4 separate regions of the Mus musculus genome follow, and all the other regions are linked to region 1. A link is a loop called in an ENCODE intact Hi-C map of the cell type or tissue named here. Cell type or tissue: gastrocnemius. All regions are shown on one strand.

Region 1 (8,000 bases):
ATGTGAGAAGGCCAATCATAATTGTGGCAGGGACCATTCCCTGGGCAGGAGACCCTGGTCCGTTTAAAATGGAGAGAACAACACGGGTGGCAATATGCTCACTCTCACTAACAATGGGTTCTATGTATGTAACCACATACCTTAAGTTCCAGCCCCCGAGAGTCCCCCAGTATAACAGGTCACAAACTGGAGCTGTTGGGCATAAAAGAACCATCTCCTCTTTGTGTTGCTTTTGTCAGAATATTTTATCCCAGCAACAGGAGAAGACATTAAGCCCATTCATAAAGCTATTCATGTAATAATGAGGACATGGCCGGTCCTTGGAGTTTGTTGATTCTTGTGTGTCTTTGTCTTCTGTTCCATCCAAACTGCCCAGCATCTCCTTCATGGCCAGCATGGGAGGCTTGGGTAGGAAGGTGGCTCTTATTTTTGCCCCAAGCTCAGCTACTCTGCTTTCCTTGAGCAGGTATGAGCATCTTCTGCTGTTTCCTTCTTGGTCAGTCCACTGGGAAGTGCTGGTGGGCAACGCTATGTACTGATAGTGCCTATGACTTCTGTGTAACTGTCTCCACCAGAGTCAGTGTGATTTTCTGTTAGGTTGAATCGAGGTGAGAGCAAGTAGAATTTAAGCATGCTACCACGCTCATTCCTCATTGTCACACTCATACCTTGTCATTGCCAATCATTTCCCAGATCATTGCACATTTCCCCATCTCTGTCATCTGTACTGCTCTATGCATAGAAACATAATGACACCATTTAGGAGTGGGCAGGCCACTGGTGGGAGAGAAGACACAGACCCCCATCTCAGTCTTGTTCAACCTAGAAGTGTCACAGGCGCTCAGCCAGGACTACCATTAACTGTGCCTTACCAGGCAAATGAGGTATGACAGCCTCTAGGCTTCATGCATGGTGGCTATGGAGCACTTCAAATGAAGGACACCCTTTCTACTTGTCAAATTGACAAGGAAGGGGTGGTGGTAAGCAGACATAAGACAGGTCATTGTTAGATGGAACTGCAGTTTGAGAACAAGTTAGCTGAGAGGAGAGAGGACCACCAGGACAAATCTTACCTGCATCTACGAGTCCCAGTGCCCCTGCTCTCTCTCCAGAGAACCTGCAAGCAGGAGGGCTCACCTGCTCCACCTGGTTATGGTCTTTGTAATTGCTAAGTAACAGAATGTTTTTTATTTTGACATTCAAAACTAGGGCTCTGGTTGGTGCACCTATATGTCTTCCTGCTTGCTTTTGTATGTGTACATGTGCAAGAGGTAGTCATGTGTGTGTATGTATGGGGTGTGTGCATCTGTGGATGCCAAAGGTAAACCTCATGTGTTGTCCCTCATCTCCTGCCCACCTTCTTGTTGAGACAAGATCTCTCACTGAACATGGAAATTACCAGGAAGGTTAGAATAGGGATAGACACCGAGTCCCAGGGCTCTTGCTGTGTCCGGGTCCTCATTGCTAGATTACAAGCGTGTGCCACCACATCCAGCTTCTTATGTGTGTTCTGGGGATTGAATTTAGGACCTTCTCAGACTCTCCTTTCTCTTTTAAAAACAATCCTAAGCATTCACTTTTCATGGACTCTAGCATACTGATAAAGAGCTAAGATTTCATAGTATAGGGATTAGAATTGTGACCCCTTCCATTATGTGTGTAGTACCACTGACTACCAAGGTCAGGTACCTGCAAATTCATAATGTCACACTGATTAGACAGGGAGAGGGACAATGACATGCAAAGACCGTGCACTGATTGTGCATTGAACTCTAGATAATATAAAGATGACTGAGCAACCCGAGGAAAAGTCAATTACAACCTGCTGTGATATGAGCCACAAGGCTGTGGTGAAGAAGCTAAATCAGGGAGGTAGCCACCAGCACTGTGAACAAGACGTTCGTGTCAGATGTGGTACCCGGAAGAGGCAACATCTTCACCTATTGAAGCTTCTAAGGATGAACAGAAGTTGGCCAGGTAAACATGGTAGGGAAGGGTATTTGGGGGAACAGGAGCAGAAACTGGTAAGGTGAGTTGTGCTTAGGAATCACTTGTCTGCAAAGCAGGATGTAGAGCTGAAGACATACACAGAACCAGTGTGTGTGTGTGTGTGTGTGTGTGTGTGTGTGTCACATGCTTGTGACTTTAAACTCAAAGTTTAGGCTTGTGATGCATCACCAAAGGGTGGAAGTTGATTTGTTTTCAGAGAGGATGCAACGATGCTAGGTTGGAAGGTAACCAGGAGACAAGGTCAAGACTGGAAGCTTGAAGCCAGGGCAACTGCTGGAAACTCTAGGCAAGGAAGCCAGTGCCTGCCGGGGCAGCAGGCTGAAGGAAACAGCTTAGAAACTGACTTGCGTGCTCACGGGCATCCCAGGACTGACTGCTTTGTCCCATCCCAGAGGACAGACCTGCTACCAAGCCAGACCTCTATTAGGGTGGCCAGAAGCTCCCTAGAGACCCAAGGCATGGCTAGGTTCACCTCCACAAGCTGCATCTTAAAGTACTCCGCCGTGAACCCTTGCGGCAAAGCTGTCTTGGGATCTCAGTTTGTTCTCAGAAAATGCAAACACTATAAACCTGATCAAAATCAAAAGCCTATGGCTGAGAAAGGCTCAAGGGGAGGACACCCCCACTACTCTTTCTCCCAAGGGACCGGCTGTCAAACTGCCTTCTAAATATGTTTATACTCATAACCGAGTGCAGCTCTCAGCCTGGGGCTTTTTTCCCCCTAGAGGATGTTGGTTAATGCAAAGATTAATATCTGGCGCAAGAGCTGAGAATATGTGATTGATGAGCATAATCATCAATTGATGATTATTGATGATCCATAGTTGGGACATCTATATCATTCCCTGTCAAGGCCTGGAAGCATCATAGAATTTAAGAGTGGCAGGATGCGAGGGTTGTCATGAAACGTTGTCACCCCAATATGACATTGTCACTGTAACTATGGACACACAGACCCTTCCACATTCAATCAGAGAGAGAGAGAGAGAGAGAGAGAGAGAGAGAGAGAGGGAGAGGGAGAGAGAGAGAGCACCAGTGTCCACAAGATCCCACCCTTTCCTGAGGCGCTGATGACTGTTAATGGTTGCTGTGAGGGGGTGTGTCATTTTCTCTAAGGGTGTAGCTACTGAGGGACTAGATGGGAAGAAAAATAAGGAAAAATAAATGCAAGGTCCCTTTCCCAGGGATCTGGCCATTTCTCAGGTGGAATTGATTGGACCCACAGATTTAAATAATCTGCCAGCTGGCCTCTGAGAAGAGGCGTGGGTTCCCAACACACTCTCTGCTTGCAAGGAAACCTCATGAGGCAGCTTGGCCCTGGACCAACAGAGAAAGACAGTTTGCAGGGCTGAGTCTGAGAAGGGTCAGGAAGCGGACAGCAGTGTGCCCCTGGTTCTGGGTGTGGGTGTGGGGGGTAGGGTCACTCTCAGCCCTGACAGTCGAAGCCCCTCTCATTATCATCTCAAAAGGGAAGGAAGAGGCTGTGGGAGCTGGTTTCTTCTCTTTTCACAACTTCTCCTTCCTCTCTGGAGACCTTCACACAAAGCAGGAGAGGCTGGGAAGAAGCTGGACCTGGAGGCAGCTGGCTCCGCCAGGATACATTGGACCGTGGGGCTAGCCTGCCACCTGCTGGCTAATTTTGGTAGCTGTAGTCAGGCAGTTTTGGAGACTTCTACAGGTAGGAGAGAGAATCTTCTGGTGTCTGCAAGCTGTTAGTTCTGGAAACAGTCTCCCTATGTAGCAGAGGCTGGCCTTGAACTCCCAGTCCTCTCAGACTCTGCCTCCTAAGTGCAAGGATTACAGTTGTGCCCTACCACAACCAGCAAGACCGATTCGAAGGCACCCAGGGAACATTAATTTGGAGAGAGCTGGGAATGCCACTGAGATGGTAAGAGGTTAGGAGGGCATAAAGATGTAAGAAAGGAGTTTGAAGGAGAAGCTGATGAACCTGTGGTAGGAAGTCTCCCAGTCACAAACATTCAGTGAATATGTGGCCAACTCCCAGGTAAGCCCATGAGTCTCAATTTCTTTTCCCCATCAAAGGGCAAGAAGCGTGCCAGAAACCAACCACTGTTGTTCTTAAGACCCAATTGAAGTGTGAGCAAGTGATAGATGTTTCCACACACCACTCAGGGCAAAAGCATTACCTCCACCATGACTTCCAAGGGAGCCGCACCTAAGCCTTCTACACTACTTATTTCTATACATTAAGGAGATCGATGACCAACGTCAAAATTTAAATGCTACTTGACTGGGGCCACTAGCTGGATCCCAGCCTTGTTCACTGTACCTTGTCACAGTGTCACAGGCTCTGTGGGCAGATAAAGAGCAATAATATCTACTTGGCAGGTGCTAAGCAGGAAGGAATGGCAATAGGAAGCCAGACACAATGGGATGGACCCTGTCCTTTCTGCACAATACAGGGGACAAAGGCATAAACCAAGAATGCCTGGAAGGTGTTGCTGCCATGATTAATGACATACAGAGAGGTCCACAGTTCTATACAATAGTATGAATATATGCTTGCATGCCACTTGGTAGTTACCCAAGGACTTTTATATTGACTTTCATGTTATCTACTTCCATAAAGCCCCGTGAGGAGACAGGTATAGCAAGTCACAAGAGCTACAAAGCTGGGAGGGAGTTGAGGGACAGACAGAATGTGGCCTAGTTGTTTGTTACCATACCACACTCTCCATTATTAAACTTCACTTCCAAACAGGAGGCAACTTTTCTTGTCAAATAGCTGAGGCAGAGGTAAGACAACTAGCACAGAATAAGGTCCAATGTCTGGTTAGGTGCTGGGGAGATGGCTCAGTGAATGAAGTATTTGACTTGCAAGCCTTAGGGAGACTGGAGGTTAGATCCCTGAACCCCTGTAAAAGTACGGAAGGCATAGTAGCCACCTGTAATCCCAGCCCTGGGGAGGCAGAGACAGGGAGTCCTGGTGGTGCAGGGGGGTAGGGCGGGGAAACCAGTTAGCTCGTCTAGCAAGAGTTGGTAAACTCTGGGTTCATCGAGAGATTCTGCCTCTAAATAAAGTGAAGAGTGGCTCAGAATGACACCTGACATCAACTTCCACCTTCTATACATACAGCATATTTGTTAATGCACGTACATGCACCCACACGCGTGAGCACACACATACATACATGCATGCACATCACACACAGATATGCTTGTAAAAAGAAAAGGTTGGATTAGATAGAAACGGAGACTCCGTTGCTGGGTAAATGGGCAGGAGCTTTGCCCCTGGATGAGGGCCTGGAAGCAAAACCTCTGAAGCTACCAAGCCTCAAGAGCAGAGTCCCAGCATACAGCAGGCATAAGCGAGCCTGAGAGTCAAAAGCCTTGGAGAAAAGAGAAGACAACTCAGGCTGATCAGACAGAGGCAACTTCCAGACCGCCCTGGATGTTAAGATCAGATTATTTCTAGTTTGGGTGTGGGGGTTCATACCTGTAACCCCAGCACCCAAGAGGCAGGGGTAGGGAGCTCTCCATGAGTTTGGAGAGTGAGTTCTAGGCATAAAGCAATTAACAGTAAAGAGGTCGCCTCTCATCAGAAAGATGAGGCCTGCCACCTAAATCAGCTGAGCATGTTCTAGCATTGCCAAACATTAGGAATACATTTGAATAAATGAACAGCTTCGACTCCAAAGCAGAGGCTCGGCCGCCCCCAATCTGAGTCTACTTTTCTAGGGGTGCTGGCCATGTGCCAGTCTTTGGGGTTCTGGAGATAGTCATATATGAGTTTGCCACCAACACTATGCATGGGTCTACTATCAGAACAACTGTTTCGCACAGGTTCAACTCTGCTCTAGACATGGTGCTTCAATGTCTACATAATTGGGCCGATGTCCTTAACTGTAAACTATGTCTTCAGAGACTTACAGTATTTATCACCTCTCAGGATCACAACATTGGGGGATAGACTTATTCCAGAGAGGCAGACCTATATATAAGCACCGCTCCTGTGATCTGGTGCCCTGTGATTGGTCACTTACTGAATGATTACTGCCTTCAGAACTTACTGTGCGGAGGAGGCTAGAGAACTCGTCAACCCCATCCAATGGAGTATCCGAGGTCAAGCTCATGGGAGAAGTGGGATGTAAGTGTGGGTAACCTGTTCCCAAGAGTTAGGATGAGAACAGCAAGCCTCTGGTGATTCGTGTACCTTCTCAACAGCCTCATTTTGTCAGAGCGGAAGGTAACTTGGGAAACCCTGTGAGGTGTGTGTATTTCATGCTTGTTCAGAAAGGTCATATTGTTTCCCTGCTGTGTCTCCAGAACACTGGCAGTGAGTGAGCTTTTCCCATATCAAAAAACGTTAAGGCGTTTATAGCATACATGGGGAACTTTCCAGACTTGGGCCCTCTGTTGTTCATCTCAGAGCTGTTAGACTTGGAGTTGGCAGATAGCTCTGCCAGTATAAGGCCCCTAGAAAACAAGACATACAGCTTCTCCTTGATGAACGCCTCCTGCTCCCAGCTAGCCTCAGAAACTATGTAAGCCTCTTATAACACTTGCTTTCTATTCTTTCCTCCCAAGAGGTGAGATAGCCACACCCAGATTCCATCCCTGAAGCTGCTTACCAGTCTGTATGGGCGTCATCGATAACCAACAAGATCCTGGGTCTCTGAACCACGGGTGTGACAGGAGTGGGTGGTTCCATCAGCCCTGAGGGAGCCTGTGGGGTCTGTTTCATGGCACCGGAGAAGGAGCTGAACAGGCTGGATCCTGGAGATGAGAAGGAGGCAGCCAGGGGCTGGGGGTGCCTCCTCTCTGTGGCCGGGGATGCTGGAGAGCTACTGGAGCTCTCTGGGCGCTGCAGGTCCGGCATGTAGCCATTGGGCAGGTTGGCCACAAAGCTGCTGTCAGACAGCCGCCTCCGGAGGAAGTTCATGGCTGCAATAGATGGGAATTCTCCTTCCACACAGAATCAACTCGATGAGGTTTGAAGCTCAGGTTGCCAGTTACGGGGAGCTGGAGGCTTGGGGTCAGAGAGAGCTTCTGCACCATGAGAAGTGGACTTCCCAGGACTCTGTTTATCTGTTGAAAACAAGCCAACAAGCACATTAGTGGAACCAACTACCTCCCATTTAAAAGCAAATAGATAAAGCACGTTTCCAGCCCATCGTTTGTGTCTGTGAAAACTGGGACATACTTTTAGAGAGTAATTTGGCAATTTGCTTTAAAAGCATACAACTTCCATTTTTCAGGAATTCTATACTAAAAAAAAAAAAAATCGAAGAAACAGGTAAATACTTCATGCATAATTAGATTCATCACAGCCTTACTGACCCTAGGAAAACATTGGCAAGCCACCAGCATTCATAGGACAATGATAAGTCTCGAGGGCAATTGTTTCTGTCCATTCAAAAAGGCAGTGGTGGCGCACGCCTTTAATCCCAGGACTTAGGAGGCAGAGGCAGGTGGATTTCTGAGTTCGAGGCCAGCCTGGTCTACAGAATAAGTTCCAGGGCAGCCAGGGCTACACAGAGAAACCCTGTCCTGAAAAACAAAAACAAACAAACAAACAAACAAAAAAGAGTTCACATGAAGCATCTTTAGTAACAAAACTAAGTTTCATGCTGTAATATTAAATTTATCAAGCCTCATCTTGCTGGCACATGCCAACAACCCCAGCTACACTGAAGGTAGAAACCAGGAGGTCAATCGTTCAAGGTCTGGCTGGACTATAGTGAGCCCAAGGCCAGCTTGAATTACTTAGCAAGAGGCTAGAAGCAGTCTCCAAACTAAGTGGATAAATAAATATATAAATTAAAATTTAAATGGCTGGGGCAGAAAGTTCGGCAACAGAGGGGCCTGGCATGCAGGAAGCTCTGAGTTGGATCCCTAGCCCTGAATAAAAAAGAATCACAATACAAAATTACACGTACAAAATAACTACAGCCATATAAAAGTAACACAAAAGAAATAATAAATAAAACACAGCAGTGAATACATTCTGGTAACCCGTATTTATTTGT
Region 2 (8,000 bases), 440 kb before region 1:
GATACCCCACCTACAATGAGTTGGACAGATTCCCTATTTTAAAGTTTAAAAACATTTAATGTCTGTAGGTGTTTTTCCTGCATGTCTGTGGATCACGTGGCTTGCCTGGTGTCCAGAGAGGCCAGAAGAAAGCACTGGATCCTCGAGAACTGGAGTTACAGATGGCTGTGAGCAGCATTGTGGGTGCTGACAATTAAATCCACAGCATAGCAAGAAGCATAGCAAGTCCCCTTGGCCCCTGAGACAATGCTAAGGCCCTACAGGTGTTCCCTGGGGCTAATTACATTTGATGTTAATTCCATTCTCCCGTGAGGGGCTGCGAACAAGGAATGAGTCAGCACTCTGGTGATTTCCTGTAAACCTTCTTCCCACCTTAATTTATAAAATAAAGGCTAGAGCCAGCGATTGGGCAGAGTAAGAGGGGAAGGTGGGGCTGAAGGTTTTGGGAGAGAAAGAGAGGAGGAGGAAAAAGGAAAGTGGAGCAGAAGAAGCACTTGGCTTGGAGAAACCAAAAGTTCTAAGTGGTCTCTTCTATGGAAAAGATGGTAGTGTAGCGGTAGATCTGCCCAGTCTTGGCGCACAGCATGTATTCATATTAATTGAGTTGTGTTTTCATTGCCAGGGCATATTTGGGTTGGAGATTTACCACAACAGTTCCCCCGCCAACCCTTTTTATAAGTCATATATATACTTCAGATTAGAGCATGGCCCTAGTAGTGCACATCTGTCAAATTCATGGCTTCTTCTCAAATTTTGAACACCTTCCTTACACTTCTGGGGAAATTCTAATAAGCTCCTAAAAAGGAGTCAGATTCTGATTTTCAGTTTCTTTTGCAGTGAGGACTCAGGTATGGGGCCCAAACTTCCTTAGTCAGATTGCACCCCATATAGACCCTTGATTGGGAAGTAAGGTGAGAAAACAGAATCTTTTGGAAGCTTGTCATTTTGTTGGTGCAGGACAGAGCAAAACCCACAAGGAATCTGAGGGTAGCAGAGACAGGGTCAGTCACTCCCCAGTCCTCCCTAGCAGTGGTGACAGCAATTTCCCGCAGACCCAACTTTGATATATTCCTAATCAGGACACGTCTTCAGTGTGGTTATAAGTTTTCTCCAGTCCTTCCTAGAATCTGCTGGGCCATATATCATCCCTTTAATTCACCCCTTCCTGGGTAGTTGCCCAGAGTCAATTTCCACTGTTTAGAACTAAAGACCGTGATATTGGAGACCCCCTCACAACTTTCCAGTGGCTTCTCATGTATTCTAGAATGTGTCTCAAACTTTTTGCCCAGCTCAAGAATATCCTCTTTCATAAAGATTGGTTTTCTATTACAACCAGTCTCAAACCAATCTGATTTATTTATCAGTATTCATGCTTTTGGTTTGATATTCTTATACTAAAATGTTGGCTTGTAGCAAAAAAAAAAAGATGGAAATAAATATGTAACTTCTGAGGCTATGTTGTAAAAGACTTCACAGTTTCTGTCTTGGTAATGCTTGGGTCGCTTACTCTCAGGGAATCCAATTATCATGTTATGTGGACATTCAAGTAGATTTCTGGAAAAAAAAAATCTGTGAAAAACTGGGGCCAATCGTTTGATGATATGTGTAGTCAAGTCTTCAGGCAGCTCTGGCAAGAGACCCTGAGACAGAATTACCTAACCACCCTGTACCCAAGTTCCCAATCTACAGAATTTGTGGGTCGACAAATGTTTATTGATGTGGGTTAGTAAGCTTTGGAGGACAATTGATATGCAGCAAAAGATTTTACTAAGACACTGTGTAACAACTAAAAGCTGCTTTAAATTTTGTGGTAACATGAAGGGGCTAAAGGAGTTGGCTTCAGCTTCAAGTTCCTAAGGGCAGCGCCAAGGAAGAAAGGAAGTAAATGCTGTTAATCCCACAGGAAAAAAAAAAATCAGTCCCACAGATTCGAGGAGAAAGACCATCAACCCCAAACCATCATGGCCAAATTAATTAATCAAGCTTTTCTTGGTATGTATACATGGGCTGGACATAGGTAAGGTAAGATTGTAATAGTTCAGGAGTAGGGGGTTTCCAGATGAGGATTTGGCAGGCAAATAGGCATGTATTACCGAAGCAGAACATAAGCATACCAAGTTGGTCATAACAGCCTCTTGAAACAAAGACATGGTTGCAAGGTGGTTACAACAGGGTCACCATAATAACCTTTTAAAATAAAGGCATGGGGCAGTACAGAGCCATTTGTAGCTAAGGTTACAGGTGGGACATAGCCCAATCCTTGAGAAACCTAGTTTGTCTTTACTATAAGATGGCTTTTACGCCTGAGATGGAGGCAGTCTGGTTTATCAAGATTTATCGTGAGAAGTGAAGAGCTATACTGTTGTGGCCTTCAAATCCATTGGGAGAAACCAAAGACTTAGGCTCAATTCAAATTTATATTAAAATGAGTTTATGCTTACTGCTAGCAGAAGGAAGGCAGCTTTAGAGCCCAAACAGCATTCCATAGGGAAGGGGGACTAAGGATAAGATGGGGTTTTAAATTGGACATCAGAAAGGTGTATATTACAACTTACCACGAAATACAAGCTGGGCAGGAAAACTGTTTTACTTTCCTCAGTTGTTTCTCACCTTCCCGCTATATAGTAATTAAAAGATCATTTCATCCCTTTCCCATAGCGATAGTGAGTTTTAAAGAAGCAAAGGCAGCAGTTACTATCCTCACAGCCATTATCCTATTCTTATCTCACCTGCAGGTCTCTAGTACCTCCCAGGCATCCAACAGCCCTTAAGGGATCCCTGGCTCCACATTAACTTTCTTTAGTCATCACAGGGGACCTGTGTACATTATTTCTCAGGCAGGTCTGAGCACTCTAATGACAGGGATAGAGCAGTTCATTTCTGGGCACGGAAACCAGTGACATCAGGTTAGGGCCGTCTGTCATGTCTCCACACTGTTGGCAGCATTCCTTCCAGAGCTAAAGATCCTGCTTGCTGGGAGGGAAGGAACAAACTCGCTCACCCCAGCAGAAGCAGAAGCAGAAGCGTAGAGACTCAAGTGCGCCCAAGCAAACCCAGCGCCTGCGCCGTGCGCGCCTCGCCTCCAGGTGGCGATGTCGCGCGCCGAGCCAGCGATAGGGAAGCGCAGGCGCTCGGCCCTCCGCTCGAGCGGAAGGCTCTAGGGGGCGTAGTCGACCGAGCGGCGAGCGCTGGGGATTCCTCGGGAGCGCAGGCCCGGAGCTCCTTGCTTTCGGTTTCTTCCCGGGGCCGACCGAAGCTTGCGGTCCGACTCTCGCCATGAAGCTGCGCGTGCGGCTTCAGAAGCGGACCCAGCCGCTCGAGGTGCCGGAGTCGGAGCCAACGCTCGGGCAGCTGCGCGCGCACCTCAGCCAGGTCCTGCTGCCCACGTTGGGGTTCAGGTGAGCCGCGTCGCTGTCGTGGGGCTCGGGGGATGGCGCGCTTCGAGCGGTCACGTGAGGCCCGGGCCTCCCGGGTGTAGCTGCACTGGGCGCCTGTGACTGTGACGCTCGGCAGCTGGGTGCTGGCCGGGGTCCGGCTCCGAGAGACCATGGCCCAGCCTCCCCCGGGTGCCGCTGTCCTCCCCGGTGAGTAGTCACTTCCGGGGTTTCGGTCGCTGCGGCCCCGAGGGCGGGAAGGGAACTCGGGAAGCTTGGCTTGCGTTAAATCTCCCGGTGTTAACTTGAGTTTACCTCTGCGGTTGGGATAGTTCAGTGGTTAAATCGGAAAAGCATCGTGCTCAAGGTGACAAAAGTCTTGACACCTTAGGTCACTGTAATTTGTGCCACTGCCCAAGGCTACAGTAACTTTAAAAACAGCTGAGCGTGCAAGTGGCAGACTGCACCTAACTGTAACTTTCTCACTTTCTCACTGTAAGGGTTCAGGAAGTACGCCTGTCAGCGGGCATTCTCTGGGTGAGAATGTTGCTTTTTTTTCACGAATAGAGGCATGACCCTAGAGAGCTTACAGTTTCATGGCAAGTTGAAAAAGGATTAGGTTCTATTACTAATTTATGGGGTTCTATTACTAATTTTTGCAGATGAAGCGTCTGTGTTTCTGCAGAAGATAGTTTCAGGACATAGAGAGATAACTGTATGGACGACCCACTTCAAGTGCTGAGCTAGAAATTTGAACTAGTGAAGAAAAAAAAAATTAAAAAGATGGGCTCTGGGGCTTCTAAAGGGAAAAATTTTCAAAGAAAAACGTTTCCCATTAATTGGCATTTTAAATAAGCCTTTTCACTTTATTTGTAGGGAGTTAAGCAAAGTGAGACCCTGAATAGATTTTTTCACCCTTCCTCCCTGCTCCCATCCCCCCATTAAGTGAGCCTGAGCTACACCTTTATTCTAGCGCTCTGGAGGAAGAGGCAGGGTTCAAGGTCAGCCTGGTCTACATAGCAAGTTCCAGACCAGCCAGTGTTACATTGTGAGACCCTGTCTAATAAGATAATAATGTTAGCCAAACCATTAAAAAAAGAGCATTTTTTCATATTAAAAGAAAATATGTTGCTGTATTATATATAATATATATTTCCATATAATGGTGACCTACCCACATGTTACTTATTGGTGTAAAACCAAGTGTTTTCAATGTTGATAACAGTTATCTCTCCTCACACTTTGAGAATTCAATTTTTAAGGTATTTACAAGTAGTCTTACTTCTCAGTTAAGCAGGGCAGTTTTGAAAGGGTTGGAAACCCAAGAGCTCTGTTTCTCTTGCATGCTGTTTTCACAGTTGCAGTTGGTTAGGTGGATGGAATTTAAGCCTCAGCTTGTGAAAGTAAACTCATTTCTCTGAAATTTTGTTCATTTAGGGAACAGAAGAGAAGCTTTAAAATGTGTTCATGTGACACATTTGTTATTCTTAAAGAGTATTTTCTAGTAAGCAGATCAAAGATTGCATATATGTATATATGCAAGCTTCTGGAATTGTATTATTTTTGGTAAAATCACCTGACCCCCCAAAATGACAGAAAATAGGGCCTTGGAAAACACTTCAGAAAAGTGGGAGGGAAAACTGGCATTTCTGTTAAACAGACCGCTCCTTATCCCATCTACAGAACGAATTGTTTGCTTGGGGAGTCCCCTTTCTGCCAAGGTTGACATGGTGTGTCCCTGGGCCCCTGGCAGGTTTTCAGCTTGTTGTTGACCAGAACATTTTGCAAGCATCAGAGCATCTTATTTCCTGAGGAGTAGGAATAGTTTTAACTCCAGTAATGTCTCTTTAATGGATGTGTCTTAAGAAAAATGAATGGGGTTGGGGGTTGGCGGGTTGGCTGAGGCGTTTGATGCACCAGCCTGACACTGGAGTTTGAAGCCCCAGCACGATGGAAAGCTGGAAGCAAAGCTGTGGGTTAAACTGGTTGATGTGTTAAGTTTAAGAAGCTCCTCATGGTCAGAGATGATGAGTACTGCAAAGTCTGTGCTTTAGAATTGGTGAAGTGTAGGTTACTGATTCGCCTCCCTGCCTACTAAAGCTCCAGTTACAAGTCTATGACCCAGGCTTTTGATGAGAACAAGTAATTTTGTCTCCTGCTTTTTCTTTCTTTCTTTCTTTTTAAAATATTATATAGAGCTTTTGGGAACATAGCATGTACTTTAATGTATTCCAAATGTATTATTTGGAATATTGGTAGGTAGCTCTTACTATGCTCATCCATCTTTCTTGGCAGTTCTGATACCCGATTTGCAATTACATTGAACAACAAGGATGCCCTCACTGGAGATGAAGAGACCTTGGCTTCATATGGGATTGTTTCTGGGGACTTGATATGTTTGGTTCTTGAAGATGACATGCCGGCACCTAACTTACCTTCATCTACAGATACAGAGCATTCCTCACTCCAGGATAATGACCAACCTTCTTTGGCTGCCACCCCAAGTCAGACTAACATCCCAGATGAACAAGGGACTGATTCATCCCAAGGACAGGCCACCCCATTTGATGCCTGGACTGATGACAGTATGGTGGGTATTGTAGATGAAGAGATGGGATAGAGTAATTGATAAGGTATATTGATTCTTCAGAGGAATTCTACACCAGTCAGCATGACTAGCATCAGTAAACTGTAGACTGTGCCCTTTGTGAACATTTTTGGTTTGATTTGGATTGGTTTGTCAAGACAGGATTTCTCTGTAGTACTGGCTATTCTCTGCTGCTCACTCTGTAGACCAGGCTGGCCTAAAACTCAGAGATTGGCCTGCCTCTGCCTCCCAAGTACTGGGATTTAAGGTGTGCCCACCACTGCCCTGCTTGAACATTTTTTTTTTTAAACTGCTGAATGTCTGCACTAATATGCTAGCACTCTAACTTGCATGGCCCCCCCACAGGAGCTCTTCTGCTCCTCAGAGGACCACTGGTCTCCTGTGCCTAGTGACTTCTTATACCACAGGCTGCCAGTCTGTTCTTTACTCTACTTTTCAGGCTGTCTGCTTCCTGCATCTTCATTGTGGCATTCTCTTGCTCTGTACTACCTCTGTCTCTTTTGACGCTAATTTTTCTATTCTGTGTTATTTCACAGAGGAGAAAAATCCCTTATTGTCCCACCCTACCTCTCCAGGTTTACTTTCTGTTCTTTTCCTGTCTCTAGTTAGTACAGATTCCCGATCCTTCCCATTTTTCCATTTTCATACTCACACAAGTGCACAACCTGCTGACCTTGTGACCAGTGAAGATGTGGCCTGGGGCCCTTGCTGACTCTCTTTTTCCTGTTTGTACTTCTGTCTGTATTCCAGAGTCCTTGCTAATTGTAGTTCAGCAATTTAAACATTTAATGGTGATCTTTGTTACTTTGTAAGTTCCTTATTATCATCATTATTATTAAGATTTATTTATTAATGTGTATAGTCAAAATAGAGCATCACACCCCATTATTAATGGTTGTGAGCTACCATGTAGTTGCTGGGAGTTGAACTCAGGACTTTTATAAGAACAGCCAGTGCCTTTCCAGTGAGCCAACTCTCCAGCCCCTAATTATTTGTTTTATATTTTTTGTGAAATGATTCTTTATTTGTTTTAGTTTTTTTAAGAGAGGGTTTCTCTGTATAACAAAACAATTAATACTGACAACATATACCATTCTTAGCCGTTTTTGTTTATTCTTATCAACCCAATTTAATTTCTTTTGCAAGCCTTAAACATTGATCCATGACATAGAATAGGCAGATATTCTGAATAGGTGGTTATTAAAATACTTAATAGGTTCATAAATTGTTAAAATAATTTCCACATACAGTAATTTTAATTTGTCTTTCAAATCATTCTTGTATCTCTGTGTGTTTCTGCTTCATAGGGCAATGTGTGCGATGGATAAGCATATGTGGCTGCATACTTAAACTTGACTCCAGACTCTGTTTTTACTGACAGGCTGGCTCTTTCAGAGAGTGCCTGCCTGAAGGTAGTGATTCCAGGTCTAAGAGCAATTCTAAGAGCATACCGTTTGTCTTGTAAGGTTTTTATGGGGTGACTATGAAACCTTGCTGGGGTGCTGAGCTTGGAGTCCTTGAATCTGTATGATCTGCAAGTTCAGTATAGAAGGGAACTGTGGAAAAGGAAGATAAATGGATGGGTAAGACTCAAAACCAGAGGAGAGGAATTTTATTTTATAACTAAATATAGGTTAGTTTTATTTCATTGCTCTTGGGAGTTACTGTTAATGACAGCAAGGGATAACCTGTATCAGACCTGACAGGAGGTGGAATGCAATTTAGCCAATTGCTTTCATTTTTTTGTCAGTGGCCTGTACAGGATTGCGTAGAAGTAATGCTTAGCTTTTTTCTGTTCTCGCACATGGAAGATGATAAACACTCATATCAGAGGGTACCAGAGCTTCTTGGACTTAGGGATATGGTTTGATAAGCCTTCAGTGGGTATGTAGTTAGCAGTTTAGGGTAATGCTTTTTTAAAAATTACACGCTTTGTCCCATGCTACTAAGTAATAAATGGCTAAAGTAGGATAATGGGGAAAAGTGAAGAGATTATTTTCATAATTTAGACTTGATAT
Region 3 (8,000 bases), 280 kb before region 1:
CTGAAATGAGTGATGAATTTGCTGTTCACTCCAGTAGGTCATGGGCTTAAGAACAAAGGAGAGACCCTGCAGTCTTAGGCATAAACAAAGACGGTCAGCAGAAGTGCTGTGGGGCCGGAGACGGCCCTGAGAATGTTTCTGCCTGTGTTCAGGCCAGCTGCTAAAACATAGCACCGCAGACTTGGGAACAACACAATCCTATCTTTCATAGCCCCAAGTGTTGGGACACCAGGGTCAAGAAGCTGGACGAGTCCCTCCCTGTCAAGGGCTGCTTCCTGGTTCATAGATTTGCACATGGGACCTCATCGGTGTGATCTTAAGTGGCGGGAGAGGTGAGGGAGCATTTGTGTGTGTGTGTGTGTGTGTGTGTGTGTGTGTGTGTGTGTGTGTGTGTGTGTGTGTGTGTGTTCATGTGGGGAGTTGCATATGTGTACACTGGTTTGTCGGGAGGTCAAAGGTCAACATCAGGTGACATTCCTCAGGAGCCGTCTTCCTTGATTTTCAAGACAGGGCCTTATTTGTACCCGAATCCTGACAATTAGGCTTGCCAGTGAGCTCTGGAGAGCCTTCTCTCTTTGCCTCACCAGTACTGGGATGACAAGTATGTCGCACTATGCCCAGTTTTTCTTCCTGGGTTCTGGGAACTGAATTTAGATATTTGCACTTTGCAGACTGAATAATCTCACCAGATCTTGGAGAATTTTTATAAGGGCACTACTCTTATTTCACCAGGGCCTCAGCCTTGCAATCACTTTCCAAAGACCTCACCTCAAATCCTCTTCTTGGAGGGGAATAAGGTATTAATGTATGCAGTTGGAAGGGACACAGCATCTTGTCTGAAACAGCTTAATGTATCCTGGTTCACACTCATCTCTGCATCAGATGGGTCTTCTACCCTGCTGTGCACGATGCTCTGAGGGTCTGACTTGGGGGGAATGGTGCTTGTTTTTACTTCTTATCTGCCATGTAGGTGGTGGCACATGCCACATTCCCTACTTCAATGTATCTTCAGTGGAGTGGAGACTACTACACAGCAAAGGCTGGCCCAAGGCAGAGTGGTGCAGAATTCAGAGGAACAGTTTAAGCATCTGGCTTCTTCCTGGAACAGAGAAGACCCTGCCCTCCCCACCCAGTGCCAGGATTGTATCTTATGTATTTTGACTCTCCTATAATGCCTTGTGGTGAGCACGTGGTCCTCACAATGCTTGATGAGTAGATAAAAGGTGAATTGCTTGTTAAAGTCCCTGAGAAGGACTTGGGGACAGTGAAGAAAATGTGAAAGAGGAGGGAGAAAAAAAACAGGAAAGGGGTAGGAGCTGAGAAGGGACCTTTCCATTTTTATTGCAAAGAGGATCTGGGGAGACAGAATAAGGGGAGAGCTTGGAAAGAGGGGGAATAAGGGTAGCAGGGGTCAGGCTGGGGACAAAGGGCTCTGGGTGGCCTGGCTGATGTGACTTCCCTGAACTCTGGGTGGCTGAGTGGGTGAGGAATGGAGCTGTCAGCACCTGGGAAGCCTCGGGACTCCCAGGTAGAGTGAGTTTGTAGAGTGGGAGAGCATGTCTTACAGGGTGGTTGCCTGGCCAAGGCTATGGCATGTATCCAGCGAGTCAGAAGCTGAGCAGTGAATATCTCTTCTAGAGTTGCGAAGTACCCACCTCTCATGTTTGCCAGGCTTTTGCAAGTTATGCATTCTAACTGTAAAGTTGCCAACTGGAGGCATCCCACCACCAGCAGTCACTATTGCTCCCTTTGATGGACTAGGAATTCAGGGTGCCATTGAGAGAGGGGCGTGATATATACTCCTCCATTGGCTAAGAAGGAAACGAGGTCTAGATCTTGAAGAATGATCTTCAAGAATGAGTCCCATCTGAGGAGAAAGTCAAGGGGGACATAGGACACGAGCAAAGGAACATGGTTCATGTGGTCACAAGCACAGGAATCCCTGCTAACACGTGGCAAACAGCTTACTTGCTGGGTGCTGCTCAGAGGGCCTTGCATGCTGAACTCCATCAATTCTCACAGCAACATAGTCTGCCTGTGCTTTAGGGATCTCTTTTCTTTTCTTTTCTTTTCTTTTCTTTTCTTTTCTTTTCTTTTCTTTTCTTTTCTTTTCTTTTCTTTCTTTCTTTTTTTTTCTTCTTCGAGACAGGGTTTCTCTGTATAGCCCTGGCTGTCCTGGAACTCACTTTGTAGACCAGGCTGGCCTTGAACTCAGAAATCCGCCTGCCTCTGCCTCCCAAGTGCTGGGATCAAAGGCGTGCGCCACCATGCCCAGCTTGGGGATCTTCTTCTTATGGGTGAGGAAATGCAGGCTCTGGGAGTTCAGGGGAATAAGGAGCGGTAGGCTAGGGATGGGAGCTCACACAGGGCAGGCATTCATATGGTCCTGGCCGGGCAGGGGTGGGGGTGGGAGGGCAAGGCAAGAAGGGCTGAAGCCTATGTGGAAAGAGTTGGAATGGAGCAATGGAAGGGAAGATATTCAGATCCCAACTGGCAAGCAAGAGGGAGCCCCTGAGGGTCTGAGAAGGAGAGTGGTAGGAAGGGCAGTGAGTCTTAGCAGAAAGCTCTCACAGCCTGTAACCTCAGGCAAAGGCCTGATTCCTGGGCTGCCTTGCTATGCTCCTTATGTAAGCACTGTCTGACCCTGCCAGGCAATGCAGAGAGAGTCAGTTGACATGCCCACCTGTCCTGGTTCTGTGATGAGCTGGGTGACCCAGGGCAAGTCACCTTACCAGGGATGAGCCAGATAAACAAACAGCTGTTCTAGACAGTATAGACAACATCTAAAGCAAGTATATAGCAAGTATAGCAAATCTGTGCTCTTTCTAGAACCTTCCTTATAAGGGTCTGCTTCATTCACCAGTTCAATGATGATTCTTACAGCAAGGGCAATTAGGGGTTAGGGATCTTAAGACAAGATTAAGATGTGGTACCTCCTCGAAACTAGCTGCTTCTCAAAGCCACCTTAAGGGGAGACTGCAGCCAGTTGAAGGCAGATCAAGGCTTCTTAGAAGTTTCTCTTTTTACCTGTTACCTGTAACTCCAAGCCAATGAGCAGGCAAACCATTACCAGGTTCTGATTAGTACTGCTTGCAGGTCACCCCATCTCTAGAACAGTAGCAGGCAACTGGACCTGGGTCAGTATGGCCACCAGGTGGCGGTCTCCAGAACTTACTCAACCTGCAGAGGTTGCTGGGAAAGTGCCCTCTGTTGTCATGGAGGAGAGCTGCCACTTAACAACTTAATGTGGTGAGTCTCATCTTCAAGCAAAACAAAGAGCTTAGGGAAAGCACATAGGAGTTAGTGTAGGAGGAGGGACGTCTGGGCAAAGGAAAATGACATGACATGACATGTTGCCTCATTCAATGCAACAGAACTTTCTGGATTTCCTTCCCTGGACTCTCCCCAGCCCCAGGTCTGCATTTATGATTCTCCTGGAACACCTCCTCATAACATATGCCATGCTCAATTTACATCATATGCTTGCTTGTATCTCTTACAACTGGGATCACATCCATTTCCTCTTGGAAACACTGGTGCCGACACAGGATCTGCCCAGAGAAGGGATTAAAGTTCTTTGTTGAGTGAATGAAACTTACTCTATAGACAAATTTAAAACAGATTTGCTTGGACACCAATGCCCTGGTGAGAAAATTCGAGACCATATATACCCTCATCCTTAGCCTTGGGAATTGCATGGGAGAGATGCAGCTCAGGGTTCCCTAATGTGACCCACTGAAAGATGGACTGGCATTGAATTCACATCCAACTCTGCCCCAAAGATGTTTATCTTACTTTTATCACACAGAGTAGCAAGGCAGAAAAGAAAGTGAATCTGGGCTCAGCTGAGTCTGAAACCCATCGGAGGAATGCATAGTGTCTATCTATTTTGTGTTTTACTTCACTCCCATCTCTAATAATGGAGAGGCCTGAGTTTTAGAGTCTGACTGTTGGGGTAATCAGGCTCGGTCTGCTTGTCTATCATCTTTACTCTCTTGTGCTGCCGGAACCTCCACCTTCCTGCTGGAACTCTGGTAGGGAGGAAAGGCAGCATAGCTGCCCAGAGGCCCAACTTCCTTGCAATCCAGTCCAGCTGAAGCCAGCCCAGGGACAAGCTCAGAGTCCCTCTTGAAGGAAATGATTCAGAAACCACGGTGGCCTGGCAGCCACTGTAATTCATAGTACATCAATAGGGGAATTATGTGTAGGGCTGAGAACACCAAAGCGCTCATTTCTTTCCTTCATTCCCTCCTCTCTCTCTCTCTCTCTTTCTCTCCCTCTCCCCCCTCTCACTCTCTCCCTCCCTCTGCCTCCCTCTGCCTCCCTCTGCCTCTCTCTCTCTCTCTCTCTCTCTCTCTCTCTCTCTCTCTCTCTCTCTCTCTCTCTCTCCCCCTCCCTCCTCTTCCTCCTCTTCCTCCTCCCCCGCCTCTTCCTCCTGCTTTTGCCTTTGCCTTTCTCCTTTTGGCTGTAAATCAATTCCAAGGCAGCCCAGCACATGCTTCTCATTAATAGCTTGGGCACCACCTTGGAAGAGAAAACAAGACAGAGGAAGACTAGGATATAAAGAGACCCACCCTACAGAACGTGTGTACTAGTGTGTGTGTGTGTGTGTGTGTGTGTGTGTGTGTGCACCCTCGTGCATATGCGTGATTTTCATCACATTATGTCAACTCCAATATCTCCAATTTCCAGAAGGAATGGTCAAGGAGAAAGTTTAGATTTGGGATAGAAGTTTGAGCATGCCACTTCAATTACTTTTGTCTACTGACCGGTGAAGTGAGACCTAAAAGGGGGTGGAAGTGTCTGTCAGATGTCCAACTCAGGCACTTTGCATCTGGCTGCAGAGACTGCCATTTTAGACTTCAAATCATCACATTTTGGACAAAGCGTGATTTCTTTCCCCATGAGTTGTAAAAATAAGACTTTATGTCTAGTTTTATACCCACTGCCTGTTATTTTTTTTTCTTATTTTCAAGAGAAGGGAGGATAGTTCTGTATGAAGTCATGCATAGAGGAGGCACCTGCACAGACAAAATTGCTTTTGTCTCACGTGATTGGCTGTCTCGGTTGAGTGACATGGGTGTCTATTGGCTTCTGAGTACCTCGCTCTGTTTTTCCTTTCTATTCCTTATCTCCTGCATTTCTGTCTCCTACCTGGTGCTCTGTCCTTGGCCCCTTCTCTTCACACATCTGAGTTCATGGGTTCAAGAGGTACCAGTCAGTCCAAGGTTTCTACAACTCTTCTGTAGTCTGCTCACCTTCTCTGAGGGACAGATGTGGACACACCCCTGCACCAGCAGCATTTTCTTGGGGACCACAAATGGAATTTATCATTTGCCGTAAGGCTTGCTGATTACTTGGGTTTGTTGCTAAGCAGCCACACATTCAGTATAGTGAGGGTTTGAAACATCATAGAATTGCTGGAATCTTGAAGATCTGGAAGGGCCTGAGATGGCATAGTGCCATGACTAAGTTACTTAACTCTCTGATTTCTTCATCTGCAAAATGGAGACAGCAAAAAGAATCTATCTCTAAAGGCTCTCATCAAGAGCAAATAAGTAGATATAACACCATTAGGAGAGAGCCTGGCACACAGAACAGGCTCAGGTGATGCTGAGCCTTTTTCAAGATGCATCTTGGCACACCTGCTTGCCCCATACTTTCTCACCATTTCCCAAAGACAACAGTCAATTGGCCTCAGGATATTCCCCTGGCTTAGGATGCTCTCCATACATCTAGGAACAAATTCTTACTAAGTGCTGAGGTAGAGGCCAGCTATAGGTTCCCTTAGAAGGGGCTAGCGGCTCCCTTTTGGTTCTCGGGGAGCATTATGTTACTGCCAAGTGGCTGATAGAACTGCATCCCAGATCCCAGTCACCACTTCTCCAGCATCAGCATCAAAATCCACCTCTATACACTTGCTGAGAAGTCTGTGCTGGCTTGGACCATGGTGCTTTATTTTATCTGCTCATTCTTATTGGAAGAGCCCCCAATCTCTCTCTCCCCCTCCCCTTCCCTGCCCCTCCCCCCAATTCTGTGCGAGTGTGTGCTCGCACACACACATATGGTCTTTGGACAATCTTGGTTGTCATTCTTCAGGCACTTCCCACAGTTTATGTGAGGAAAGGTCTCTCACTGGCCAGGAACTTCTTCAAGTAAGCCCAGCTAGCTGACTAGCTAACTTCTAGGGATCCACCTATCTCTACTGCCCCGTCTCACCATTACTGGCTTACAAATTTATACCATGACACTTGGATTTGTATGTGGGATCTGGGAATTGAACTCCTGTCATCTTGCTTCCAAGGCAAGCACTTTGCCAACTGAGGAATATTTCTAGTGTGGAGGGCCTTCCTCCTTTGGGGGAACTTTCTCTTCTGAAAATACTTCCTGGGAGTCCAAGGCTAGGTTACTTGTACCTTCTTAATATCTCCAAAATGTCTTCCATGAGATTCTGTGGCATTCTGTCTTCACTGTTCCACTAGCTGTTCTCTCCATGGGACTCCAGGAGTTCTCTCACGACAGACACATTTTAGCCAGTGCTTAGAAATGACGAGCATAAGTGGACAGGAGAACTTCATGTTCCAAGAGCTCTCTCTCGATAGACTATGAGCTTCTTGAATGAATGAATCAAATGAGTGGGGTGGAAACTACCTCAGAAAAGTCTCAGTGGGCTAAGTGTCAGGCAGACTTGGCCTTATAGTAATATTCACTCTACAATGCGTCATGAGCACCATAACTTGTAGTGGGCACTGGCTCAGTAACTGAGCACAATGAGACTTACGATCTAGGGTGGAAGGTGAAATTGACCCTGGGGATGGGAGGTAGTAGTGAGTCCTGTGGCTGTGAGAAGGCTAGGCTGACTCCATGATAGGCTTCACACTGGCAGTTTAGGAGACTAGGCCTAAGAACTGGGCAAGTTCAGGCAAGTCCAGGCAAGTCAGTTACTAGAAAACAAAACAAACCAAAACAACAACAAAAACCCACCACCACCACAACAACAAAACACAACAACAACAAAATCAACCCCATTCCCCAGATCTCTCAGCAACAGTTTACAGATACCAGGCCCCATAATGGCTCTGGAATGCCTAGAGATAGAGTAAGTTAAAGTCCACCTACCCTGGTGTACTTTAAATCAGGCCTGCGAGTTCACTTGGTTGTTTCTCTATCTTGGTCACGGGAGACCCCAGCATGCTGAACTACTGTAGAAGAAAACTATTTTGAATCTGGGGTATCATTCTTCATCGAATCACAGACCCTCCCAGTTGTGTCTACAGAGGGACATTGGCAGCAGGGCTAGGGAGTAGCCCACGCCACTGTGCAGGGTTTCTGTGCTCTGATGGCCCTAGGCTTGACTGAATGCTTTGTTGTTGAAAATTCTTAAATATGCTTACTTGTGTATTCTGAGGACTGATGGTTCAGTGGATCATGCATGCAGGCAGAGGAGACATGAACAAGATGCGTGTCTGACGCTTAAGCATAGAAGTCCATTGGACTGGCATTGTGGTGTGTGGGAGACTAGGCTGACCTCAAGCAAGTCCTAGGCAAGTGGGCTAGGCTACAGCTAAGGAAGTAGGAGTGCTGACAGCAGTGAGAGTCATGCTGTCTGCTAGAACAAACTCGCTTCAGATGCAAGAACAGCGCCTGAAGAAAAACAAAGGACCCAAAAGCCCACTCATCATTCTTTCTAGCTAACACAGTGTGGTAAAAAGGGACAACACAGGGAGGGAGGGAGGGAGGGAGGGAGGGAGGGAGGGAGGGAGGGAGGGAGGGAGGGAGGGAGGGAGGAAGGATGGAGGGGGAGAGGGAGAGAGGCAGAGAGAGAGAGAGAGAGAGAGAGAGAGAGAGAGAGAGAGAGAGAGAGAGAGAGAATGATGGAGGCAGGGAGAAGGGGAGAGAGAGAAAGGAAGAGAGGCAGGGGAGGAAGGCAAGAGGGGAGGGAGAAAGAGAGAGAGAGAATATGATGCAGACAGGGAGAAGGGGAGGGAGGGAGGGATGAA
Region 4 (8,000 bases), 490 kb before region 1:
TTGAGGATGCAAGATGATGGGCTGCAGTATGTAGAGATGACTGACAGCCAAGAGCATCCTAAGCGCTCACTGGATACAAAGTAGCCTAGACGCTGCTGTGTTTTTTTTTTTTTGTTTTTGTTTTTTTTTTGTTTTGTTTTGTTTTTGTTGTTTTTTGTTTTTTGTTTTTTTGTTTTTTTGTAGAATTCTTAAACTGTGTGAAAAGGGGGAGAAGTCAGTGTGGGCTAGGACTTACTGATGTGTTTGTGCGGTGGGAAAGACAGACAGTCTGTGTGGTGGGGAAAGACAGTCTGTATGGTGGAGAAAGAGAGTCTTGGGCCAAAACAAGTTGTCCTTTGAGGAAAGCAGTCCATGTGCACCTCTAGAATGATACTTTGCACCCACTAATCACTTGTTCCTCCCCCAGACTAGGTAGGAATCATTGTCCTTCTCTCTGTTCTCTGGGACAAGGCACAAAATAGGTGCTCAAGAAATACTTACTGAATAGATACCCTCACATGCGCCCACACACAGACACATAGACACACACACACACACACACACACACACACACACACACGAGAGAGAGAGAGAGAGAGAGAGAGAGAGAGAGAGAGAGAGAGAGAGAGAGAGAGAGAGAGATGGGTAGGGAGTACTAGCTGGAATTGGGGGTCCCTTTAAGGTTTAAGGCATTCTAAAGCAAAGTTTTAGGAAGCTGGGGAAGCTGGCTTGGGGGTTTGGGAACTAGGAGCAACAGTTGAAGAGCTTCAATGCTAGACTGTGGTGCTCTCCCGAGGCGTTGGGCTTCCCCACTCTTCTCTGACCCCTTCTTCCCCTTTTTTGCCCGGCTTCTGCTTCTGGGCTGACCTTCTAGCCGAGATCAAACAGCTTGGCTCTCTCTTTTCCTCCTTGGGCAGCAGCTGAGATTTACAGCTTGCCTGTTCTAGGGTCTTTTTTTAAAACTCCAATACAATTGCCCTGGAACTTAAAACTAAACCAAACAAAACCAAAAACAAAACACAAAAAGATCCCCACCAGCTGTAGGTTTAACCTTCAGTTACACGTTTCTTCAGGGAGAAATACTAACAGGCAATGATTCCTCACTGCCTTAACCTTAGTACCTCCTGCAGCCTGGAAATTCTCCAGAGAAGGAGCCATTTAGAGTTTCTTCCTTTACCAGAGTCCAAAGCATCCTTACAACAGAAAATGCAGACTCGGTGTACCTGGACATGTGTTCCTAGTTCAGAAGGCTCATGTTGAGAAATATTTACCTGCCCAACTTCTGAGAAAAGTTAATAATGAGCCGTGTTTGTATTTTATGACTGTGTTACTTGGGAAGAGTTGTAGGGCGTGTATGTTTATGTATGTGTGTGTGTGTGTGTGTGTGTTGATCATGATAATAGGTAGGGAATTTGGGAATATCCAGAGTTTTCATCATACAAAAATGAAAAATTGTTTTGTTTTGTTTGTTTGTTTGTTTCGTTGGTTGGTTTTGGTTTTTTGAGACAGGGTTTCTCTGTATGGCCCTGGCTGTCCCAGAACTCACTCTGTGGATCAAGCTGGCCTCAAACTAGAAATCCACCTGCCTCTGCCTCCCGAGTGCTGGGATTAAAGGCATGCGCCACCACTGTCTGGCTTTTGTTTTGTTTTAAGTGAATCAACAATAATGTACATTTGATTACGTCAAGGGGCTTTTGTGTATGCACATACCCATTCTCACATGTGTGTGCATGTGTATGTGTATATATGTACACGTGCGCTCACATGTGAAGGTTAGAGGTCAAGGGTGGGTGTCTTCCTCAATCATTCTCTTCCTTATTTTTGGAGACAGAGTCTCTCAGTGACCCTGGAGCTCCCTGAGTTGGCTATGGAGAGAGTATCGTTTAACTTGCCCTGTGACTCTACAAAGTACCTACTATGTGCTAGCAATGCCTCCTAACACAATTCTGTTTGGCTCAAAAGGCTCCATGTCAGAACAGCATGAATCTGTCTTGTGATGTGGAGAGCCTAGTCTACAGCTTGGAAGGCCGTTCTAACTTGTCGGGCCTTTGGGGGACCAGTTTCCCCATCTTAGGTGATCAAACTTGGATCCTGGAATGGGAAGAGAGAATGAGCTGACTGGCTGCACTGGCTAGGCTTTGGGTCAGGGCCTTCATACCCACCCTGCCATCTACTCATCCATCAGCCTGTGCAGAGGCAAGATGCTCTCCTTGTGTGTAAGATGCATACACGAGTGTGAGGCTTGTCCGGTGGGAAAGCCGACACTCGAGCTTGAATAGCTTGCTTCAGCTCACACATCCACTAAGTAACAGGCAGATATGCCTGACTCCAGACGCCAAGCTTCCGACTAGACATTCGCAGAGAGGTCAGGTTCATTATCAGTGTTCCTGGCTGTCCATTCCTTTCTTCCTTTTCTGTACTTGAGCATCAGTGAGAGGCCTAGTATCACCTCCATGCAGCTCACTCTGTCCCATGTCTTCCCAGTTTCGCATGACACCAGGTTCACGGGTGTCCTGCCTCGGACAACTATATTTATTTCCTAAGTCCCAGATCTACGTGCTACTTCCGACATCTTAACTCTTTCCGATGCCAAAGGCAAGATTACAATGTAATTAAACACCTGTGGCTCTGAAATAGGTTTCAAGTTCCGGTCCAGCCATTGGACAGCTCTGTGGCCTTAAGAGTAGGTTGTCTACGCTCGGTGACCATCATGTCACCTCCAGGTGCCCACTTTGCCTACAAGACACTTACTGCACATTGGTGTCAGGTCGTGAAACAGAGTGGTAGGATTTAAGTGATGTCACGTCGCATCTGCGTTGTCCTGCCTTTGGTTCCTGGCCATTCAGGCAGTGTCAGGTGTGGGCTCCCCCTCAGGATTCTTTTTCTCCTACTGGGTTGCTTCGTCCAGCCTTGATATGAGGGTTTGTGCCTAGTCTTATTGTAATTTGTTAAGCCATCTTTGCTGGATAACCCTGGGAGGCCTGCTCTTTTATTGTTTTTCAACTTATTTATTTATTTTATGTATATGAGCACACTGTCACTGTCTTCAGACACACCAGAAGAGAGAGGGCATTGGATCCCATTACAGATGGTTGTGAGCTACCATGTGGTTGCTGGGAATTAAACTAAGGACCTCTAGAAGAACAATCAATGCTCTTAACTGCTGAACCATCTCTCCAGTCCTGTTTTGTTTTGTTTTGTTTTGTTTTGTTTTGTTTTTAAGGGAACTGGAGGAGGAGTGAATCTGGGGGAGGGGGAGAGGGGACTGGGAGGAGAGGAGGGAGAGGAAACTGCAGTCAGATGTAATATATGAGAGAAGAAAAAAAAGAAAAAAAATTCAGTGAAGTAAAGCAAGCGCCATGCTGGGACCTGGCAGAATTTAAAGCTCAGCGATAAAGAGGAGTAGAGGGTGTCTCCCAGAGCCCCTGCCAGGGATGAGACAGAGGAGCCGTAGGTAGGGGCAAAATGGGAGGCTGAGTATTAGAACGCCTGTTTAACAGGTTAAGGAACTTGCCTGAGACTACACAGCTGATAAATATCAGTACTGGGACCTAAACCCAGCTAGGCATGCTCTCTAACTCACTAGAATCCCACTCCACTGGGTTGCCTTGAGTTTCTGCCTCTCACATCTACACTACCAATGCCAAGTGGCTCAGTCAGGGGTTGGTTAGAAGGCCATGGTACGCTGGGACATTTGGAGACACGGAACTGTTGCCTGGTTCTTCTCCTTTGAGGTCTGTCTCATAGATCTCCACCCATGCCCTTCCTTTCCTGATGACTCTCTGTGACATCAGCCAAACACCAAACCAGCTCAGCCTGAACTGTCCAGCTGAGAGCCCCAAAGTGGAAGAGTTGGCTGGGGAATGATGTGGAAGGCGGGGCTGCTGCTCCCACCCCTGAGGACAAGACTGCCTTTCAGCCCAGTCTGGGCAACTTTGTTAAGTCTCTGGCTCTTTGCCCAAGTAAGGCATGACCCCACAATCCTTGCCCAAAGCCAGCTCAGAGCCTGAGTTTACTTAATATAGACTCGTCTGTAAGAGCCACCTTCAGAGTCCTTCAGTTTCTACTCTGACATTATTCATAACTTTTTAAACCTTGTACATGCATGTGTGTGTGCATAGGTGTGTGTGTGTGTGTGTGTGTGTGTGTGTGTGTGTGAGAGAGAGAGAGAGAGAGAGAGAGAGATGTGCTCATCTCTGTGTGTGTCTGTGAAAGCCAGAGTTCCATATCAGATGTCTTCCTCCATCACTCTGTATTTGTTTGTTTGAGACAAGGTCCCCAACTGACCTTGGGGATCATTGTTTCAGCCAATCTGGCTGGCCAGGAAGCCCTTAGGACCTGCCCATTTCTGCCCCTCAGCACTGGTATTAAGCTGTACACCATCATAACAACATGGTGATCTTTTACACTCCTTGCATGCATTGTCCTTGGTCCCTAAGTCTGGTGAACTCCAGATGTACTATCTTTGAACCCTTCTGCAAAGTCAGTAGTACTTGGAGGGCAAGTTTGAGTAATGCCTCAAGAAGCCATATCTCTGTGTGAACCTATTCTACAGATTCTCTTTACAACTGGATTCCTCTTCTTGTAAAACAGTATTGCATAATGAATACTTTTATGAAAAACTTTAATCTCCCAATCTCATAATCTTGGATCCTGATTTTTTTTTTGAGGGGGTGATGGCTGATCTAGTTTCCTGCCTAGTTATGAAGCTTTTCATTGCACAATTGGTTACTGTATTTATGTAGTCTTGTATTATTTTTCTATTCAACATGATTTTATTGAAAGAGTTAGGGTGGTGGGCCGACTTTCTCCTGTTGGTTTCTTAGTTCTTTGTTGTTGTTGTTGCCAAAGGACATACTTTATTAGCTCCTCGACTCTAGTTCTCCTTCTCCTGTACAATTCTGGTTAGTTTCTCAGTTCTTTTCTGACTGTTTTTATTATCTCTTCTTCTTCTTCTATGAGTTTAGCCTGGGCCCGTTAACCTTACTGTGAACGTTCCCCTTAGGTAATCTGGTTTATGACTTCAGTGATCACGGACTTTGAAGATGGTATGCAGTGAGTGACCTGTATGTAGGAACTGCAATGACCCTTCAGACCTTGTCACCTCCCCTGAGACTAGCTAGGTTATGGGCCAAGATCCTGTTAAAGTCTGTATTCTACTTACAGGACCCAGCTGTTAGAGTCTGAGAGGTCCTAGATCAGTCCAATTCCACTATGCTACACATAAGCAAACTGAAACTTGAAGTGGAAGTGGTTAATAGACTCGTGCTGGTTAGTTTTCTGCCACCTTGACACGAGCTATAGTTATCTGAGAGGAAGAGACCTCAATTGAGTACATGCCTCTGTAAGATCAAACCTGTAGAGTGTGATTGATGTAGTGATTGATGTAGGAGGGCCCAGACCATTTTTGGTGGTAGCACTCCGGCTGGTGGTCCTGGGTTCTGCAAGAAAGCAGGCTGAACAAATCACGAGGAGCAAGCAAGTAAGCAGCACCCCTCCATGATCTCTGCATTAGCTCCTACTCCCTGGTTCCTGCCCAGTTTGAGTTCCTGGATAAGCTTCCTTCAAGAGAAATGTAATGTAGAATATGCAAGCCAAATAAACCCTTTCCTCCTCAAATTGCTCTTGGTTATGGTGTTTTCTCACAGCAATACTAACCCTTACTAAGGCTAGACTTGACCGTAGCCATAAGGCCAATGAGAAGGGATTTGAAACATGATACCATAATCTCTAAAGATGTATACTGCACCTAAATATTCTCATGAACCCCTTTTCTTGCAATATCTCCATTCAATATACTCTCTCTTGAGTCGCCAAGAGGAACTTTAGTCATCACCAGAATGGGCATTGATAGAATTATTTTTATAATGACCTTGTCCCTATTTTATCTTACCATTGCTTTCATGGGAAGGAAGCAGAAAAACAGAAGTGCAATCAACTTTCTTTCACTGAGTCCAACCTTTAAAGTCATCTGTTCTGTGAGAGGCAGGGTACCAAACTGACTCACAGTCCCACAAGGCTAAAGCACTTGTTTTCTCAATGGGCCCTTTGTCTTTGGAGAATGTTCTCCAATTTGTTACCAAGGTTTACAACAGTCAAACAAACTCATCTTACCTGTTCAAAGATAAGGAGCAGATCAGTTTTTGTCCCAAAATAGCCAGGCCAACACTGGTACTAGCAACCTAAAGATGAGAAAGCCCTTGTTAATGAGGTGAGTGGCTGTCCATTTAGAAAAAAAGTATAATCTCCTACAGTGGAGACATCACGATCCCAAAGTCCCCTTTTATTCAAAGGATATTGGCAAGAACTCTCTGCATCTGGGCAGTGTGTGAGTATAAATAGCATTTGAAAGGGTGAGAAGGAAGAATGAAGGGAGTTCAAGGCCAGTTTGGGCTACATGGGGGAGATTCTGTCTCAAAACCAAACAAATAAGTGGCTCTGAAAATATTGTCTTGCAGAGAATCCATTTTCAATTAATCTTTGACAGTGCTGTGGATGAAACCCAGGGCCTTGCACATGCTAGGTAAGCAGTCTATCGCTGAGCTACAGCCCCAGCGCCCTCTTTAGTTTTGCCTTTTCCAAGTGGCTCTTCTCATTCATGTGTGTAATTTTGCTTACCATCAATGTACTCCTTTGACATTTAATTGGTCAGGGACACTTGATTACAGCTTTCTAATGTAAGTGAAAGAGAACACGGGAAGTAGATATTGGTGAGATATTTTATACACAGGTCCGTGAGCTCTTCTGTCTCCATATAGAGCCACTTCCATATATGGGTTGGTGGGTCTGTTTTTAGACAGCCTCAGTATCTACTCTATCCTCACTCTTAATTTAGGAATCACATTTACTTAAAACATCAAGAGGCTGTTGGCTAATGGCTCACAGCAGAAACAGGATGGACTCCCAAAGGCTGCCCGCCTGTATTCCCAAACTCACGAAGTCCATGGAGACGATGGGCTGGATGGTAGAGTTATCCAGTTGAGTGAGCATGATGACAGCAGCAGGGAACTCCAGGCTGAAATTGTTTCGTTGTAAGTTGACCATAGGAGGCCCTGTGGCCATCATCTGCAGTATGAACGGCTGGGACAAGACATAGATCTCTGCAATCTGTCCCATAGAGGGAGAGAAACAGAGATGGAGAGTCAGGAGCTGATGAGGGGAATCCACAAACTGGGTGATTGGTGCTAAGTGAATCTTGCATCGTGTAGTTAGAATAGAAAACACCTCTTTACTAGGCTAACAATGTGCAAAACCCAACAACAGTTGGCACTTGCTGAATACTTTCTTTGTGCCAGACACAGCACCAGGAACTTTTATCATCTCTTTTCTACTCTTCATAAAACTCCAAGTGCTGGTTTACTCTTATTCTATCTATCTATCTATCTATCTATCTATCTATCTATCTATCTATCTATCTACCTATCTTTTGGTTTTTCAAAAAAGGTTTCTCTGTGTAGTCCACCCTGGAACTCACTTTGTAGACCAGACTGGACTTTAATTTACAAGAGGTCCCCCTGCCTCTGTCTCCTGAGTGCTGGGGTTGAAGGTCACTACCTCTGGGCAGTAGTGCTGTATTATAATGGAGCATGAGTTGTGGAAAGGATAAGTGCTTTTCTCATAGTTCTTGAAGAATAAATTGTAGAACTGAAGTTCAGGTCAAGATCTGTCTGCCTTGAGTGCCTTTCTCTGAAGCATCTCGGTCTTTAAGACAAATTGAAGCCTGTGGGTCCATAATGTATGATACCTGGGATGCTCTGAAGGACTAACAGTAAGGGTTGTTTACTTAAGTCATGTGTAACTCCAGTACTTGAAATGCTGAGGCAGGAGGATCAAAAACTAAAGACTAGCCTGGGTTAAATATTGAGTTCCAGATCAGCTTGGATTACATAGTGAAACCTTGACAATAAACAAACAAATAAACAAACAAACAAACAAAGTGATTTAAGGATTAAATCTTTCGTTCAAACCAGTCATTTCTATATTTAAATGGATTATTTTAAGGGTGGTGGGACTTTGTGAAT

The links. Peaks named below come from ENCODE experiments on the same cell type or tissue, not always from the same donor. Only the 100,000 strongest peaks of a DNase experiment are listed, where the experiment ranks them.
Region 2: a loop joins it to region 1, with 5 times the contacts of the local background. A loop is called at or near these places in 10 of 42 quality-filtered maps.
Region 3: a loop joins it to region 1, with 10 times the contacts of the local background. A loop is called at or near these places in 17 of 42 quality-filtered maps.
Region 4: it touches region 1 in a loop (5-fold over the local background); 38 of 42 quality-filtered maps call a loop at or near these places.

What each region holds. Positions count from the first base shown.
Region 1 is chr10:86,460,377-86,468,376 of GRCm38, forward strand. It overlaps Syn3 (synapsin III), which reads right to left. Exons shown (of 14, transcript NM_013722.3): 2 at 6,603-7,059. The coding sequence starts at 6,913. Among named protein-coding and RNA genes, the nearest start is that of Syn3, 35 kb to the right of the region's middle. In gastrocnemius, a CTCF peak has its summit at 3,646 (motif pointing left); DNase peaks (open chromatin) are centred at 3,348 and 3,632.
Region 2 is chr10:86,018,747-86,026,746 of GRCm38, forward strand. Fbxo7 (F-box protein 7) reads left to right here and starts at 3,183. Exons shown (of 9, transcript NM_153195.2): 1 at 3,183-3,398; 2 at 5,670-5,964. The coding sequence starts at 3,277. In gastrocnemius, a CTCF peak has its summit at 3,121 (motif pointing right); a DNase peak (open chromatin) is centred at 3,124; H3K4me3 peaks cover 1,880 bases; H3K27ac peaks cover 1,822 bases.
Region 3 is chr10:86,179,214-86,187,213 of GRCm38, forward strand. All of the region lies in intron 6 of Syn3 (synapsin III), which reads right to left. Gm35636 (a long non-coding RNA gene) reads left to right here. Exons shown (of 8, transcript XR_003949028.1): 5 at 971-7,704. Among named protein-coding and RNA genes, the nearest start is that of Gm35636, 21 kb to the left of the region's middle. In gastrocnemius, a CTCF peak has its summit at 3,142 (motif pointing right); a DNase peak (open chromatin) is centred at 3,158; H3K27ac peaks cover 531 bases.
Region 4 is chr10:85,969,279-85,977,278 of GRCm38, forward strand. Bpifc (BPI fold containing family C) reads right to left here. Exons shown (of 16, transcript NM_177772.4): 11 at 6,916-7,086; 12 at 6,094-6,161. Among named protein-coding and RNA genes, the nearest start is that of Rtcb, 15 kb to the left of the region's middle. In gastrocnemius, no CTCF peak of the experiment used is centred here; a DNase peak (open chromatin) is centred at 3,861.